2 separate regions of the Homo sapiens genome follow, and region 2 is linked to region 1. Evidence: read pairs that join two places in POLR2A ChIA-PET (ENCODE). Cell type or tissue: PC-9. All regions are shown on one strand. Links, peaks and the distances in the headings refer to the core of each region. The heading gives the core; the rest is flanking DNA.

Region 1 (8,505 bases), core at 1,987-5,986:
GCTTCATTCTTTTTATTGCCACACAGTATTCTGTTGTATGGATGGTGTCTGACGTTTAATTATATTTTGGAATGACCTGGATATGTATTTCCAGTGATTGCAGACCATGAAGACAAATGAATGTCTAGGAAATCTCAAGAATATGGGTAATACTTTGGCAACGCCCTGGATCAGAAGTGATTTCTATACCTAACTGGGCAGCTCATGAATTTTTAACATTTGGGAAGAAGGAGGGTTTTCACAAGTGAACCAACACTAGCTTGCAGGGTCTTGCATCCTGTGTGAAACCTTTTCCGTCTCATCCACTGTTGTATCTTTGGCCATTTGAGAGCAGAGGGCTTCAGCTAGAGTTTTTTTTTTGTTTTTTTTTTTTTTTTTTTTTGTGGGGGGGATGGAGTCTCGCCCTGTTGCCCAGGCTGGAGTGCAATGGCACCATCTCGGCTCACTGCAACCTCTGCCTCCCAGATTCAGATGATTCTCCTGCCTCAGTCCCCCGAGTAGCTGGGATTACAGTCACGCACCACCATGCCTGGCTAATTTTTGTACTTTTAGTAGAGGTGGGGATTCACTATGTTGGCCAGGCTGGTCTCGAACTCCTGACCTCGTGATCTGCCCGCCTCGGCCTCCCAAAGTGCTGCGATTACAGGCTTGAGCCACCGCACCCAGCTGAGCTAGATCTTTTGTACAATTATTGGGGTGAGCAAGATCTCTGCTTCTGGCTTATTCTTACTTTGTCATCCCATGAGCAAGGTGATAAAGAGAAGGGCTAAGAAGGAAGAATGTTCAGGATGCTGTGACGTGATAAGAAACATGCATTTAGTCTGTGCTTCCAGTTCCTGAGACAGAGCTCCTAAAAGCCTTGTAATTTCCTGAGTGACAGGGGTGCTGGGAGCATCTTTTGTTCTAATGAGGCCACTCTTGGTGGGCTCCTGGATAGCTTCAGGATGGGGGCTGGTCACCAGATTGAGGCTTGAATCTTTCAGTCCCACCCTTCATCCTCTGGGAAGGAGAGATGGGATAGAGATTGAACTAATAATTCTTCATGCCTATGTGATGAGGCTTCCATAAAAATCCCTCAACTACAGAACTGGAGAGCTTCCGGGTTGCTGAAAACCTCCGTGTGCTAGGAGGGTGGTGTGCCCCAACTCCATGGTGATAGAAGCTCCTGTCCTTGGGACCCTTCTGGATTTTGCCCTATGTTCCTCTTCATCTGACTGTTCTTTATATCCTTTCTCACATCTCTTATAATAAACCAATAAATATAAGTAAAGTGTCTCCTGAATTATGTGAGCAGTTATAGCAAATTATCAAATATGAGCAGGGACTTATGCGAACTCCAACTCCAACTCCAACCAGTCAGACAAAAGTGTGGGTACCATGGGCACCCAAATTTGCAACTGGCTTCTGAAGTGGGGGACAGTCTTGTGGGACTGAGCCCTTAACCGGTAGGATCTATGCTAACTCCAGATAGTTAGTGTCAGAATTGAATTCAATTGCAGGACACTCAGTTGGTATCCACAGAGAACTGGATAATCACTTGGTATGGAAAACCCACATATTTAGTGTCAGAAGTGTTGCGAGTAGAAAAATAGTTTCGCTTTAGGGGCTAAAGAAAAAAGTATAGAGAAATACTGGAGGCCACGCATGGTGGCTCACGCCTGAAATCCCAACATTTTGGGAGGTCAAGGCAGGAGGATCGCTTAAGGCCAAAAGTTAAAGACCAGCCAAGGCAACATAGTAAGACCTTGTCTCTATAAAAGAAAAAAAAATTAGCCAGGCATGGTGGCACATGCCTGTAGTCCCAGCCACTTGGGAGGCTGAGGTGGGATGATCACTTGAGCCCAGGAATTGGAGGCTGCAGTGAGCAGCTGCACCACTGAACTCCAGCCTGGGTGACAAAGTGAGACCCTGTGTCCTAAATAAATAAATAAATAAATAAATGATATGGTTTGGCTCTGTGTCCTCACCCAAATCTCATGTTGAATTATATTTCCCAATGTTGGGAGGAGGGACCTGGTGGCAGGTGATCGGATCATGGGGGCAGATTTCTCCCTTGCTGTTCTTGCGATAGTAAGGGAGTTCTCACGAGAACTGATGGTTTAAAAGTGTGTGGCACTTCCTCTTCTCTCTCTCCTGCTGCCATGTGCAAATGTGCCTGCTTCCCCTTCACCCTCCTACCATGATTGTAAGTTTCCTGAGGCCTCCCCAGCCATGCCTCCTGTACAGCCTGTGGAACTGTGACTCAATTAAGCCTCCTTTTTTTTTAATAAATTAAAAAATTTTAATTAATTTTTTAAATAAAGTACCCAGTCTCAGGTAGTTCTTTATAACAATGTGAGAATGAATTAATATAATACAGTAAATAAATAACAAATAAATAAATATGAATAAATAAATATTGGTACAGGGTACCAGCAGCAGGGTAGGAGAGAGAATTATCTCTAGCCCTCCCTCCTCCTTGCAAGGCCATTGCCTCCTCCCTTCTGAAAATGACCTTCATTTTTTCAAGAGCTCTTATGCCATGGCTAACTTTGAAGCCATTCAGAGGGGAAGCTTTGAGACCTGGAGTTAATCCTGCCAACAAGGAAAGCTAAAGTTGGGTTTGCCCTGATATATTTATTTCCACGTTTATTTGAGTTCCGTGAGGGCAAGGATAGCATTCATTTTGTTCATTGGTTGCCCAACATGGAGTAGGTCCTCTGTAAGGATTCGTTGATGGGATTCATTGAATGAATGTAGGCACACAGATTGCCGAGAGCTCTGTAAACGTCAGGTGCTGTTGTTGTTACCATTATCATTATTACGTATTGACTGAACTACTTTTAGAGTATCAAAAACTCCCCTGTATCAAACCCTCTGCCATTCCAGGTGACTGGTGCTCTCTTGGTGTCTTTGTTGTTTTTCAGCCCTGCCTAGGGTGCACCATGCTTTCTTTAGCTTCTCCTTCACCCTTCCTTCCACCTACGGAAGAGGCTGCAAAACACAGTGAGCACTTAAAACTACAGTCTTTGAAGCCAGACCACCTGCGCTTGAATCTCAGCCCTACCACTGCTGAGCTGTGTGTCCTTGGGCAAGTTGCTTCACTTCTCTGTGCTTCAAGTTCTGCATTTGTGAATAGGGCTAAAAGTAGGATGCTCCACAGAGGTTGTCTCAGGGTTTAAATGAATTAACCGGCACAAAGCACTCAGCTGGGCATACAGGGAGTGCTGGCTGTTGGTATTATTGTTGTTAACCCAACTGCATTCCTGCAACTGCTGTTCTGTCTCACTCCATTGCTCTCAGCTTTCCAAAGTGACATCTGACAGGAGGAATCTGGGCTTCCGTGGTAGAGGCTGGCAGGGGTTTAATGGGCTACCGGTGTGCCATGTATCTGCAGCCGATGGATGTGTGTGGGTAACAGGGAAGGCTGCCCTGAGATACTGACTCTGAGCCCAAAGAGAGAGATGGACAAGGGTCACTCCAGCTCCTTCCTGGGCCTGGGGTCAGGCAGCTCTGTATGGACACAGTGGAGGGATTTGATGGTCCCTTGAGGGTTATTGCAGCTGCCAAGACCCCCAGTTTTCTTCATTACACTATATTGGGGTCTCCCCTTGAGTGGACAGGGGGATGAACCCTGTCTGACCAGTGGTGGGGAGGTGGGGACTCACAGGTCACCCAGAGCAGCAGAGCTCCTTCATCACACAAAGGAGGAAACTGAGGCCTGGGAAGCAGAGACTGTGGGCAGGTCCCATTTCTAGTCATCATCCTTCAATCTCCACTTCATTCTGCATTTGTAGCTATTATTAATGATATACAAAAGGCCGAAGGCATTACCTCAACTTTATAAATAAGGAAACTGAGGTTCAAGCTTGTCAAATGAAGCTGTGAAACCCAAGCCTTAAAACTCAAGAGCGGGGCCCCCTCCTCGGAATCCAGAAGTAGTTTTGTTCCATCCCCAGTCTTCTGCACTGGAAAAAAAACTTTATGAAGCACATACTGTGCTGGCCCCATGGAAACAGCCCCTGACTCCAAGGGACCTTTTATTCTGCAAATTTCAGACAAATGTTCCAAAAAAAAAAAAATACTGCCAATGGGGAAGAATAATTGGAAAGTAAAAAATTACCCCCACCGTGGTTGGGAGCCGACAGTGGTGACACTCTGCTAAGTGCTGATGTGCGTTTAACTCCTTTGATCCTCGCAATGACTCTTTGAAAGCTACAGATGGGAGGCCGGGTGCGAGTGGCTCATGCCTGTAATCCCAGCCATGGGAAGAATCCCAGACTTTGGGATCCACCGCTGAGGTGGGTGGATCACCTGAGGTCAGGAGTTCGAAACCAGCCTGGCCAACATGGTGAAAGCCGGTCTCTACTAAAAATACAAAAATTAGCTGGGCATGGTGGCAGGCGCCTGTAATCCCAGCTACTTGGGAGACTGAGGCATGAGAATCCCTTAAACCAGGAGGCGGAGGTTGCAGTGAGCTGAGGTTGTGTCACTGCACTCCGGCCTGGGCGTCAGAGCAAGACTTCATCTAAAAAAAAAAAAAAAAAAAGAAAAAAAGAAAGAAAACTACAGATGGAGAAATGGAGTCAGGGAGGGAACAACAGGGGCACAGGGTCGCAGTAAGTGGCAGGGCTCGGCTCCATCCAGCTCTGCCACATTCTGGAGGAGGTGGGAAAAGTCACAAGGTGGGAACGCCACTGCTCTCAGTTTAGGGAGTGGGCTTTGAGGGATAGCACGCTCTAATAAGGGAATCATACTTGTTCTAAGAGGCTGGCCATGAAGCAGTTTTAAACCCACCCTAGTGTGTGAAACATCACAGCAGTGCTCAGAGAGAATAACACAGGCCGCTTTTTCCCACCTGTCTGCAGGGAGTAGAGATTTGGGAAGAGGAGGGCTGTTTTGGGGCTCGTTCACAGCACGGCTGGGCCAGAGGAGGTCTTCCTGGGAGAAAGGGCATCCAGGTACGACAGGGACAGCTTCTCAGCTGCAAAGTGGAGGGAATGCAATGGGGGCGGAGTCTCCCTAACTTCTGTGAGTGAACGTGTGGGAATGGATTGGCTGAAAGCCAAGCTGCAAGATCCTCCCTAGGTCACAACTGGCCTGGCAGACGGAGCCTTCCTAGACACCTGAAGTTCCCAGGGAATGCAGGATGCCAGGAGTTCCCTGCAAGCTGCGAGGAGAGAGGGGCATTCCCCTGGACCCAGCCAGGAGCCGGAGTGACAGCACTGAGTTTCCGTGTAGAAGCCCCCAGGGAAGGGTGCAGAGTTCGCAGGGCCTGCTCTCCTGCATGGGGGCAGGAGGTGGGGGGCAGGAGGTGAGGGGCAGCAGGAGCCTCGAGGTGGCGAGCTGGTCCATGGTCCTTTACTGCAGGCTCAGTGGCCCAGGACCAGCCAGGAAACTTCCAGGGTCTCTGACAGAGGGGAAAACGACCAGGGCCCAAACACGACTAGGGCCTTATGCTAAGGACGGACATGTCTCTGGCTGAGGGGCCCCTTTGAGGGAGGAGTCATTGCTGACACCTGGTGATGAAGGTCACAATTGTTCAGTGTCTCCTTGTGGCAGTCGGGCCACAGTAGCCGCACAGACACAGGGCACTGAATCCACACGAGAGGCCTGTCATAGTGCTGAGTATAATAGCATCCCTAGTTCACAAACAAGACCACTGAGACTCAATTCAATAGCTTGTCCAGGCAAGGCTGAAGCCAGAATCCATGCTTGGGGACCAGATCGCCTCTCTGGGGGACACAGAAAGGACCCAGACCCTACCCTCGAAGGGTTCCCAGGCTGGTGGGGGCAGCAGATCTGTAAGCAAATGATTTCAACTCAGAAATATCAACATTCAGGAGAATTACGAAGAAAAAATGCTATAGAAGCAAAGAAGAGTGAGTGATGACCTGTGGAGGACAGGAGGTTGTTGGAAGAGGTATCATGGACAGTGCATAGGGGAAATTTGCACTGGGCTTTGCTGGTCATGCAGGAGTGTGCCCAACAGAGGAAAGGACGTTCCAGGCAGAAGTGGCCACAAAGGACACAAGGCCCAAAGGTGTGAAAGTGGTTGGAGGATTCAGGAAACAGGGCCAACCACAGGGATGGAAGGTCAATGGAAGGCGCTGCGGGAGGGAAGGGCTGGCCAAGGCTTCACGTTTAAGAAGGGCCTCAAATAGAGATTCCTCAATGGTCTCTCCAAATGAGGGCAGACATACAATCACTACGCCGTGTGTGTATGGATGTGGGTGTGTGTTAAAAACATTGGCTTGTTAAACGTGCACATTAAAGCTGTACCACAAATTCAGTTATTCTGCCCCCAACAAACTTGGAGCCTCAACAAAAAAAGAAGGACCCTCCTCATCTGTCAGAAATACATGCTGAAGTATTTTCAGATGAAAGGACATGGTGTCTTGGATTGGCTTTAAAATAATCCAGTGTGGGGTTTGGAGCGGGGATGGGTGGGGACGTGGAGGTGATGAGATTGGGCACGTCCTGGAACTGGGCAATGGGAATACGGAGGCGCCTCACATCACTGACTCTGCATTTGCTTACATTTGAACATTTCCATGACACATCTTTTTTTTTCTTTTTTTTTTTTTAAAGAGAGAGAGCCCCTTGTTCTGAGTCATCCCGTGGAGCTCAGGATATTCAGTATAGGGAGAGAGAAGGATGAATGATGGGGAAGCGGGGTGGGACCCAGGGCTGAAAGGTAGATTTGGAGCCAAATTGTAAAAAGCCTCGTAAACTATTCTGAGAAGTTTGGACTTAATCCTGCAAATAGTGGGAAGCCCAGTAAAGAATTTTTAGTAGGGGAATGACACCATTAGATTCTCATTTAAGAAAGAACTCTTCTCTGGCTGGTGCCTGGAAGATGGAAGGGGTGTGTGTGAGGGAGGCAGGGTTAGGGAGAGGAGGGGTTGGGGTCAGGGAGAGGACCCTGCCCGAGGCTTGAGGAGAGCTTGTCAGCTGCGAGTCTAGGTGGGCGACCTGCCTTCTCCTCTATGCTGTTTCTGGAGCAAGACCTCTTCTATCTGCCTTAGTAGTAGGCACTCTATTGTGATTACTTATCACAATAAGTAATTCCTTATTGCAATACATCAATAAGGATCACTTAGTGACTCTCTCTCTGGCTAGACTAGGTGTAGCCACATCACGCCTATCTCAGTCCCTTCTTATCCCCGGAGCCTGGCATGACGCCTGGTAATAAACCACTGTTAAGTGAATACGGAAATGTATAGCACAGGGCTCTCCCTAACCACTAAATCTTTGATGATCGAACGGACAGATCCAGCACAGTGCCTGACACAGAGTCGTAGAGTAGCCCCTCAATAAATGTTCGGGAGCCAAACTGAGCTCGTGTGAAATTGTAGGAAACTGATGCCTGAGTGGGGCGAGGAGGGTTCAGGTCTCCCCTTAGGAAAAAGCAATTTCCTCCCAGCACGAGAGCTTCCAAAAAGGCAGTGGTTTCCAAGCTGAAAGTGGATGGGAACAAACAAACCGGGCACAAGGTTTGTCTATGAATGTGTCAGCCCTCGAAACTTATGTCTCCACATCTCTCTTGGCTCCTTGATGAGGTGCTTCCTCCATTTCAGATGGATGGTGTTTCTTTCCCCCTTCTAAAAAAAGCTTCTAGATGCTTTTAAATTAGGCAAATGAGCAAGGGCAATGTTCATTTTCCCCCCTTTCATTCTGAAAATGTGTGGCGTGCCAGAAGGCCTTTGGACGGAATGTTCAGAGGCTGCATAATAGAACAAGAGAGGCTGCCAAGCTCCTAAATCACTAACCAGACAATCTCAGGCCCTGGGACTTAGAGACCCCTGGGACAACATCATGAGCTGAGTCCGCAACAAGTGAAAAGATGGCCCACAGCCCAAGGTCTCAGCAGGAAAGGAAGCCCCTACCTTGAACAGCTGAAAGTTCAAAGTGGGCCACAGCTCCTTAAGCTCAGCTCTCTAGGAGTTGCCTGGTGATGGAGGACCTTGGGCCCCCTTCTGTAAAACCTCAGGGAGTAGATCCAATGCCAACACTTTCTTTGTGAAGCTCAGTTTACCCACTGGTAAAATGGGTCTAAGCTGAAGGACTGCAAAATAATAGAGAGGACTCTAAATGCAGGTGTTTCTACCTGTGACCTCCTCTCTATAGAATCTGTGAGGTCCAGAGCCTTAATATTGAGCATTTGGTTGCAGGGCCAGCAGCATCAGCATCACCTGGGCTCTTGTTAGAAATGCAGACTCTCAGGCCCCACCCCAGACCGGCTGCTCAGATTCTGCATTTTCACAGCATGCTTAGGTGATTCATGAACACGTTGAGGTCCGACAGCACTGGCCTACCTAACCATATGATCGTGGCTAAGTCGCTTTACCACTGGATTTTAATTTATTCATTTGTAAAATAAAAGTGATTAATTTAAATGGCACATAGACCTGAAATCCTATAAAGTTCATAGCCTGCTAATAAATACCAGCCTTTGATCCCAAAATGTACATAGGAGTTCCACCCCTGTTCTGAAATACCAGGTTTTGAATTGGGTCAGATAAT
Region 2 (8,505 bases), core at 2,769-6,768, 51 kb after region 1:
TTCTTGGGCCATTAACATCCTTGACCTCAAAGATGGAAATTGCAAGATGGGAGACTGAGAGTGCCGTTCAAGGTTCCCTAATGTGAGCCATTGGAGACATGGCTGGGATCAACTTTAACCTATCTCTGCTCAAAAGGTGTCAACCTTGTCCACATCAGCCAGGATGTCAAGGTGGAGAGGATAGAAATTCCGGATCTGGCTGAGTCTAGTGCCCACCAGAGAAAACTTTGGCCTTTAATCTGGGATTTTTACATCATTTTCTTCTCTAACAGAGGGAGAGAGAGGGGCATGAGTTGGGTCCACCAATTGGGACAAGCAGGTCCAACCTGCTTCTCTGCTGTCTTCAATTCCATTCAGACCCCTACGCCCTGCTGCCTAGCACCTCCACCTTCCCCTCTGGGGCTCCAGCAAAGAGGAAGGCAGTCAGAACCACTCCAAAGGGTCCAATCTCCTTGCATTCCAGCCCTGGCCAAAGTCAGCCCGGGAACAAGTGGAGAGCCCCTCTTGAAGGAAGTGATTCAGAAACCATGATGGCCTGGCGGCCCGCCGTGACTCACAGCACATCAATGGGGGAATTGTCTGTAGAAGCCGAGAATTCCAAAGCTCTTTTCTTTCCTTTCTTACTTACTTTCTTTTTTTTCTTTCTTTCTTTCTTTTTTGCCCTCCCCTTGGCGGCATTGTGCAACAGCAGGGCTGCCCAGAAACATGTGGTTTTCATCATTGGCTCCACAGCTGCCCTAGAGCACTGTGGAGAAAATAAGATGGAGAGGGAACAGGATACAAGGGGACCTGTCGCGGTCAAGCAGGGTCCTTCTCTTTCCCCCCACCTTTCTTGTCAACACCAACATCCTCAAAGAGCATCTGGAACGGAAGGGAATAGAATTTTGGATCTGGGAGAAAACTTAGAGTATGTCTCATCCAATAACTCTATGTACAGATGAGGAAACTGAGGCCTCAAGAGGGGACGTAAGTGGCTTGGCAAATGTCCACAGCCAAGTTGCATCTTGCATCTTGCTGCAGTGACTGACTTTTCTTAGCCTCCAAGTCAGGAAATGTAGTTTGACAAAGGATAATTTTTTTCCATGGAATGTGACAGATGAAAAGTCATACCAAGTTTAGTTATAAATCTCTCCATTGTCCCTTTCCCCTTATCTACCAGTCTAGGGAGTCTGTTTTACCCGGAGTCATCTGTGGGGACACGTGCAAAATCTAAAGGTCTTTTTGCAGTTGTCATCTGATTGGTCATCTCTGTAGCATGTGAATTAATGTCCACAGGTTTCCAGGTATTCCCCCTATGCATCCACTCCTACCTCTGCAACGTCTCCTTTTCGGCATTCTTTTCTCCTCCCTTGGCTCTCAGATGCCTTAGTTCTATAGGGCTGTCTTATCTTAACTCATATCCATGTTCACGGTTTCAGTGGCTATCATTCAGCTGAGGACTCCCAAATCTTATCTATAGTCTGTTCATCATTCCTGAGCTACAGACGTGTACATACAGCTGCCTTCTCAGTGCCTTTCTTGGATTCCCCAGATGGAACTCATCATTTCCCTCCATAGCTCTTTGACTACTTTGATTTTATTACCAAGTAACTATGGGACCAATATAGTCAGTGTTCCAAAGCACATGCTTTGGCATCTTATTGACCTGGGCCTGACTCCCAGATATGCCACTTAACTGGCTACGGGTCTTTGGCCAAGTTACTGACCTTTCCAAGTTCCTCATCTGTAAAATGGGGGTAATAAAAATACCTACTTCATAAGGCTGTCATTAAGAGGAAATGAGTTAATACAATAGCATTAACACAATGCCTGGCACATAATAAATACTCAATTACTGCTGAGCTGTTATTTTTATTATGTACCTCAGCATCCTCCCAACTTGAGCCACACTGAATTCTTAGCACTTAAAATATTTACTGACCACATATGTGTTCCAAGCACTGTGCGTGGTATAGAATTACATGAGTGGATAGATGAATTTTCTGTTTTAAAATTGCCTTACAAAGTATCCCCATTTTACAGATGAGGAAGACAATCACTTTCTGAGAAAAGCAAACAACCAACCAAGAGATTCCCTCATGTTCCTTCTTACTAGCCAATAATTTATACTGAATATGATGACACAGAAAAAAAGAAAAAGGTAGGCCAATTCATAGTTCACTTTTCTTTTAGTCCTTACTTACTCAACAGTAAGCCTCAAGTAGAGGGGGTTGGAAGAATGTGTGTGCATCCAGAAGTGAAATAAAAACAGTTGAGTTAGTTTTGTGTAGCATGGTTGTGTAAGAGGAAACCCCTTTCGCTTGGCTCTCATTTTCTCTTGCTGCCGCCATGTAAGACGTGCCTTTCGCCTTCTGCCATGATTGTGAGGCCTCCCCAGCCATGTGAAACTGTAAGCCCATTCAACTTGTTTTTCTTTTCTTTTCTTCTCTTTTTTTTTTTTTTTGAGTCTCACTCTGTCGCCCAGGCTGGAGTGCAGTGGCGCCATCTTGGCTCACTGCAAGCTCCGCCTCCCGGGTTCACGCCATTCTCCTGCCTCAGCCGCCCGAATAGCTGGGAGTATAGGCACCCACCACCACGCCCGGCTAATTTTTTGTATTTTTAGTAGAGACGGGGTTTCACCGTGTTAGCCAGCATGGTCTCGATCTCCTGACCTCGTGATCCACCTGCCTCGGCCTCCCAAAGTGCTGGGATTACAGGCATGAGCCACCACGCCCAGCCTAAACCTCTTTTTCTTTATAAGTTACCCAGTCTCGGGTATGTCTTTATTAGCAGTGTGGGAACTGACTAATACAGCATGTAGGAACTATGAAATATGAATTGTGTAATTTTATTGATTCTGCTTATGAGTTCAATGTTTTCATATTTGCATTTAAAATTTTGCATTGCACAATGTAAAAGTAAATGGTAAAATCCACGTGAATAATGTAAAATTTCATTTATTTATTTTACCTAGAATGATATTAAATAGCAATTAAAACAGCATTATGACAAGTCAAGAGAGAGATAGTGGAAGGAAAGAAAAAGCTTTATATTTAGTATCTTTAACAGCATTCCCCCCCCACACTGCACATTTTGAAAAAGGGATCCTGCAAATTATGTAGCCATCCCTGACTAAGATAGGGAAATGTCTTTGAATTTTAGACTTGAGAAGAGACTATGAAAAGTCTCTCAGAGAACCCTGCTCTGCTCACCACCCATCATATTGTATGTGAAGATGGTAAGAGCTACAGGGAGTCTTAAGGTCACACAGGGAGCAAGTAGATAAACCAAGACTGGTGCCCATGCCATCTGACTCCATTCCTTCCTAGTCTAGCATTCTTCACCTAATGTGTGCTCTTCCTTCTGTCAGAAATCCCACCTTATGACTTGGAGATAAGATTTCCCCTTTGCAATTGAAACCATCCAATCAGTACTTGGCTGATGATGTGCAATTGATATGCCTTCCATCCAAGGCCAGGGAGACTTGGCCAGCACTTGGTTAAAAGTAATAAATAGTTTTCAGGGGAAAATCTAGTGGTCGGTGTTTTAGTCCTTGTCTTTCTTGACCTAACAGCAGCATTTATTTATTTATTTATTATTTTTTATTTCCATAGGTTTTTGGGGAACAGGAGGTGTCTGGTTACATGAATGAGTCCTTTAGTGGTGATATCTGAGATTTTGGTGCACCTGTCACTCGAGCAGCATACACTGTACTCAATTGGTCGCTTTTTTTTTTTTTTTTTTTTTTTTTTGACAGAGTCTCGCTCTGTCGCCCAGGCTGGAGTGCAGTGGTGCGATCTCGGCTCACTGCAAGCTCCGCCTCCTGGGTTCATGCCATTCTCCTGCCTCAGCCTCCCTTGTAGCTGGGACTACATGCGCCCGCCGCCAAGCCCGGCTAATTTTTTGTGTTTTTAGTAGAGACAGGGTTTCACTGTGTTAGCCAGGATGGTCTCGATCTCCTAACCTCATAATCTGCCCGCCTCGGCCTCCCAATCTGCCCGCCTCCACCTCCCAAAGTGCTGGGATTACAGGCGTGAACCACTGCACCCAGCCTAATTTGTAGTCTTTTATCCCTCAACCCCTCCCACCCTTTCCTCCCGAATCCCCAAAGTCCATTGTATAATGTATAATTCTTTTTTTTTTTTTTTTTTTTTTTTTTGGGGCAGAGCCTGTTCTGTCACCCAGGTTAGAGTGCAGTGGTGCCATCCCGGCTCACCACAACCTCTGCCTCCTGGTTCAAGGGATTCTCATGTCTCAGCCTCCCACATACCTGGGACTACAGGCATGTTCCACCACGCCTAGCTAATTTTTGTATTTTTAATAGAGACAGGGTTTTGCCATGTTGGCCAGGCTGGTCTTGAACTCCTGGCCTCAGGTGATCCACCCACCTTGGCCTCCCAAAGTACTAGGATTACAGGTGTGAGCCACCACACCTGGCCCATTGTATCCTCCTTATTATGCCTTGGCATCCTCATAGCCTAGCTCCTACTGATGAGTGAGGAACATATGATGTTTGGTTTTCTATTCCTGAGTTACTTCATTTAGAATAATGGTTTCCAATTCCATCCAGGTTGGTGCAAATACCATTATTTTATTCCTTCTTATGGCTGAGTAGTATGCCACAGTGTGTGTATATATATATATATATATATGTCTCACATATATCACAGATTTTTATCCATTAATTTCATTGATTAATAGGCATTTGGGCTGGTTCCATATTTTTGCAATCGCGAATTTTTAGCAGCAGAATTTAATCACGCGCTCTTCTGTCAAACACTTGTGTGTTTTGGCCTTTAGGACCCAACCTCCTACCTTGCTGGCTGCCCTCCCTTAGTCGCCATCACAGATTCCCCTCTACCTTCCTGACTTTGTATCAGTGAAGTGTCTCAGGGGTCAGCTCTCAGACCTTTTCTCTTTTTCTGTCCATACTCATTCCTTTAGTAACCTCATGTAGCCTAATGACTCTTAACACTATCTATATGCTGATTACTCATCTGTTTATACTTCTAGCCCTGACCTCTCCCTGAATTTGTTCTAACATGTCTAACTGCTTTCTTGACATCTGCACTCTGATGTCCAACGAAATCACACACTATATCTGTAACTGAGCCCTTGAATCTCTCCCCCAGCTCCAAACTAAGTCCTACTTCAGTTAATGGCAGCATCAGGTCAAAACCCTGCGGCTCTCTCGATGCTTTCTCATCTTTCACACCTCACACCCAATCCATGAGCAAATCCTAAAGCCTCTACCTTCAAAATACATTCAGAATATGGTCATTTTCCTCCACCATTACTGCTTCACCTTGGCCCAAATCACCTGCATTATGCCAGTAATCTTTGAATTGGTCTCATTTTGGTCCTCATCTCTCTTTTACCCAGAAGGGTCTCCTTGAACCACATGTCGGAGTGTGTCACTCCTCTATTCAAAACCTCTCAATAGTTTCTCATCTTACTCTAAAGAATAACCCAAACCAAACAATCCAAACAAGCCACAGAGCCTGACACCTTCAGGCATTCAGCACCAGGGCCTTAGGACTTCAGCTCTCTTGTCCCCTTTGTCCCCTCTCTCACTCTGCTCTGGCCATGTGGCCACCTTGCTCTTTCTCCAACTCACTGAGGACTCTCCCACCTCAGGCCCTTCGTCCTTGCTGGCCCTCTCCCTGGAATGCTCTTTCCCCAGGAATCTGGAAGGCTCCTTCCTTCACCTGCTATGGGTCATTATCAGATGTAACCCCTCTCATGAGGCCTTCTCTGGTCACCTTGTTTAACACGGTGGCCCCTTCTGCTCCCCATGCACATTCCCCATCTCCCATCCCTGATTTTTATTCCCCATAACACTTATCTCCATCTAACATGCCATCCAGTTGACTTTATTTTCTGTTCATTGTCTGTTTCCCCCTGTTGGAATGTAATTGCTTATTTGTCTGTCTTGATGTATTTTGTTCAAATATCTAAGCCTGCCTTGCGGTGGGCTGTGGTCTAGGTAACGTGATGGCCAAGGATTTACCAAGGAATAATGAACCACCTCCCCACCTCGACCAAGCTCCATGAATGTCTTTGACTCCATATTCCAGCCTCTACCTGGAATGTCCTTTGTCTGTTTCTCTGAATACCATGCCATCCTTCAAGGTCTGGTTGAAAAGTGATCTCCTCACGGAACACAAGGTCAGGAGATCAAGACCATCCTGGCTAACACAGTGAAACCCTGCTAAATTATGCCCCTTTTTGTTTTATTCACAGACTTTAGAACCAAATCTCAGGGTAACATACAATCTCTCTTCCTTCCTTCCTCCCTTCCTTCCTTCCTTCTTTCATTCCTTCTCCCTCACTCGCTCACTCCTTTCCTCCCTTTCTTTCTTCTCCATTCCTTCTTCCTCACTCACTCACTCCCTTCCTCCCTTGCTTCCTTCTTTCATTCCTTCCTCCTTCCCTCCCTCCCTTTTCCCCTTTCTTTATTCTCTCTTTCCTTCCATCATGCTTTCTGTAAGACTGAAGGGATCATACTATGTATATCATTTGACACTTAGTTTTTTTCAAGATGACAAATATCTTGACATATTTTTCTATCAGCATGGAGTAGCCTATAGTACTAAAGTTTATTAAACCAGTCCCTGCTGATCACACAAAAGTATTGCAAAGTCTTGGCACACCGTCTTTGCGCACTTGCTTAGGTTTTTGGGTAGGTCAAGTTCCTTAAAGTGGGTTGCTGGGTCAAAGGGGATGCACATTTTTATTTGCTAAATTGCTGGGTTGCCTTCCAAATCCATACCACTGTATACTTTAGTATGTGTTCATTTTTATCTCCATAAGGCATCATATAAGAGAGCTCTCCTTCTGCATTTCGCTTAGGTTTTTGGAAAAGTCAGTCAGTCAAGGTCGGGAAAGAAGAGGATCGGGGAAGGCTTCCAAGAGGAGATCACTTTTCTTTCTTTCTTTCTTTTTTTTTTTTTTTTTGAGACGGAGTGTCGCTCTGTCGCCCAGGCTGGAATGCAGTGGCGCCATCTCTGCCCACTGCAAGTCCGCCCGGGTTCATGCCATTCTCTTGCCTCAGCCTCCCGAGTAGCTGGGACTACAGGTGCCTACCACCGTGCCCAGCTAATTTTTTTGTATTTTTAGTAGAGACGGGGTTTCACCCTGTTAGCCAGGATGGTCTCCATCTCCTGACCTGATCCGCCTGACTCAGCCTCCCAAAGTGCTGGGATTACAGGTGTGAGCCACCGTGCCCAGCTTGGTTGTTCTTTACTTTATGCTCCTTCACAGTGTTTGAATTGTATACAAGGACACTTTTACCACAAGGAGTGATATAAATGTTTGAAAAATCACCTCATAGATGCAGAAGTAGAAAGTATACATGAAGAGTGTAAATTAGGTTTTACTTTAAAAGTAATCAATTGTTTAGAAGTGTTAAAAGAAACTGTGGATGAGAAATTGTTACATAATTATCTTTTCAATGAAAATGACAATCGGTTTTGTTTCTCCTCACTTCCCTCATTTCCACCCCCCCTTCCTTCACTCCTTTCCCCTTCTCTTTCCCCTCTTCCTGTGGATGAGAAATTGTTACATTGTTATTAACTTTTCAGTGAAAATGACAATCAGTTTTGTTTCTCCTCACTTCCCTCATTTCCCCCTCCCTCCTCCCTTCACTCCTTTCCTTCCTTTCTCCTTCTCCTTCTCCTTCCCCTCTTCCTTCCTCCTCCTTCCTCCACTCCTGCCTTCCCTTCTTCCTTTGTTGTTGTTGTTGGAAGCTGCAGGTATTTCAAGGAGCCAGCAATCCCATTGCAGAACTGATGTAAAGGGACAAACAGCATGGAATTAGGGCTGCCCAAATGTAATGCATGCTACACAAAAATGCTTCCAGTGAGTCTATCTGGGGATGAGGGCAGGGAGAAGGAGGAGAGGTTGGCTTTTAGCTTCACATTGTCCCCGTGCACTCCTGGACCTGCCATCTGCCCCATGAAAGGCCCCAGTGTTCAGATTGCTGCTGCTGAAACTCCCCTTAGGATCCAGAGTGGGCCCAGGCTCATGGTGCCCTGTGTTCTAGGAGCCACATGATTTCACAAACTCACCCTTGCATTTGCTACATTCTTAGCAGGGCCCTGGAACAAAGGAGACATTGAATAAAAACAGTTGACATTTATTAAGCTCTTACTATTATGTGCCTGACTTAGGTTACCTTTTATAATTTCTCAAAAATCCTATGAGGCAGGTATGTAAATCTATATTTTGCAGATACAGAAACTGAGTCATAGGCTAAGTAATTTCCCTAGGCTTGTAGATCTGGGATTTGAAACCGGGTTCTTAGACACTAAGGCTAGTCCTTTAACTACACCCTTTACTGCCTCCAAAAATTATGCTGAATGCTCTGATATCCTGTCAGGAGATATTTTTCTCTAATAAAATAGGGATGGGAGGTGTGTGTTGGGGGAGCTTTCTAGCTTGTCATTCCTTATGGGCCAGCAGGTTGGTGAGGATTAGAGCCAAAAATCTTTGGGGAAGAGAAAAATGGAACCACATGGTCTGTTC

Evidence for each region. ChIA-PET counts read pairs that join two places held together with the same protein. Peaks named below come from ENCODE experiments on the same cell type or tissue, not always from the same donor. Only the 100,000 strongest peaks of a DNase experiment are listed, where the experiment ranks them.
Region 2: POLR2A ChIA-PET joins it to region 1 with 10 read pairs; 4 of 35 experiments call an interaction of 5 or more read pairs at or near these places.

The regions. Positions count from the first base shown.
Region 1 is chr22:32,610,924-32,619,428 of GRCh38, forward strand. The region is part of intron 6 of SYN3 (synapsin III); the gene reads right to left. Among named protein-coding and RNA genes, the nearest start is that of SYN3-AS1, 40 kb to the left of the region's middle. RefSeq lists an enhancer at 5,212-5,711. In PC-9, for the core only: no CTCF peak of the experiment used is centred there; no DNase peak of the experiment used is centred there.
Region 2 is chr22:32,660,880-32,669,384 of GRCh38, forward strand. All of the region lies in intron 6 of SYN3 (synapsin III), which reads right to left. It overlaps LOC105373002 (a long non-coding RNA gene), which reads left to right. Exons shown (of 4, transcript XR_938176.4): 4 at 1-3,687. Among named protein-coding and RNA genes, the nearest start is that of SYN3-AS1, 90 kb to the left of the region's middle. RefSeq lists an enhancer at 49-1,248. In PC-9, for the core only: no CTCF peak of the experiment used is centred there; a DNase peak (open chromatin) is centred at 4,972; H3K27ac peaks cover 834 bases.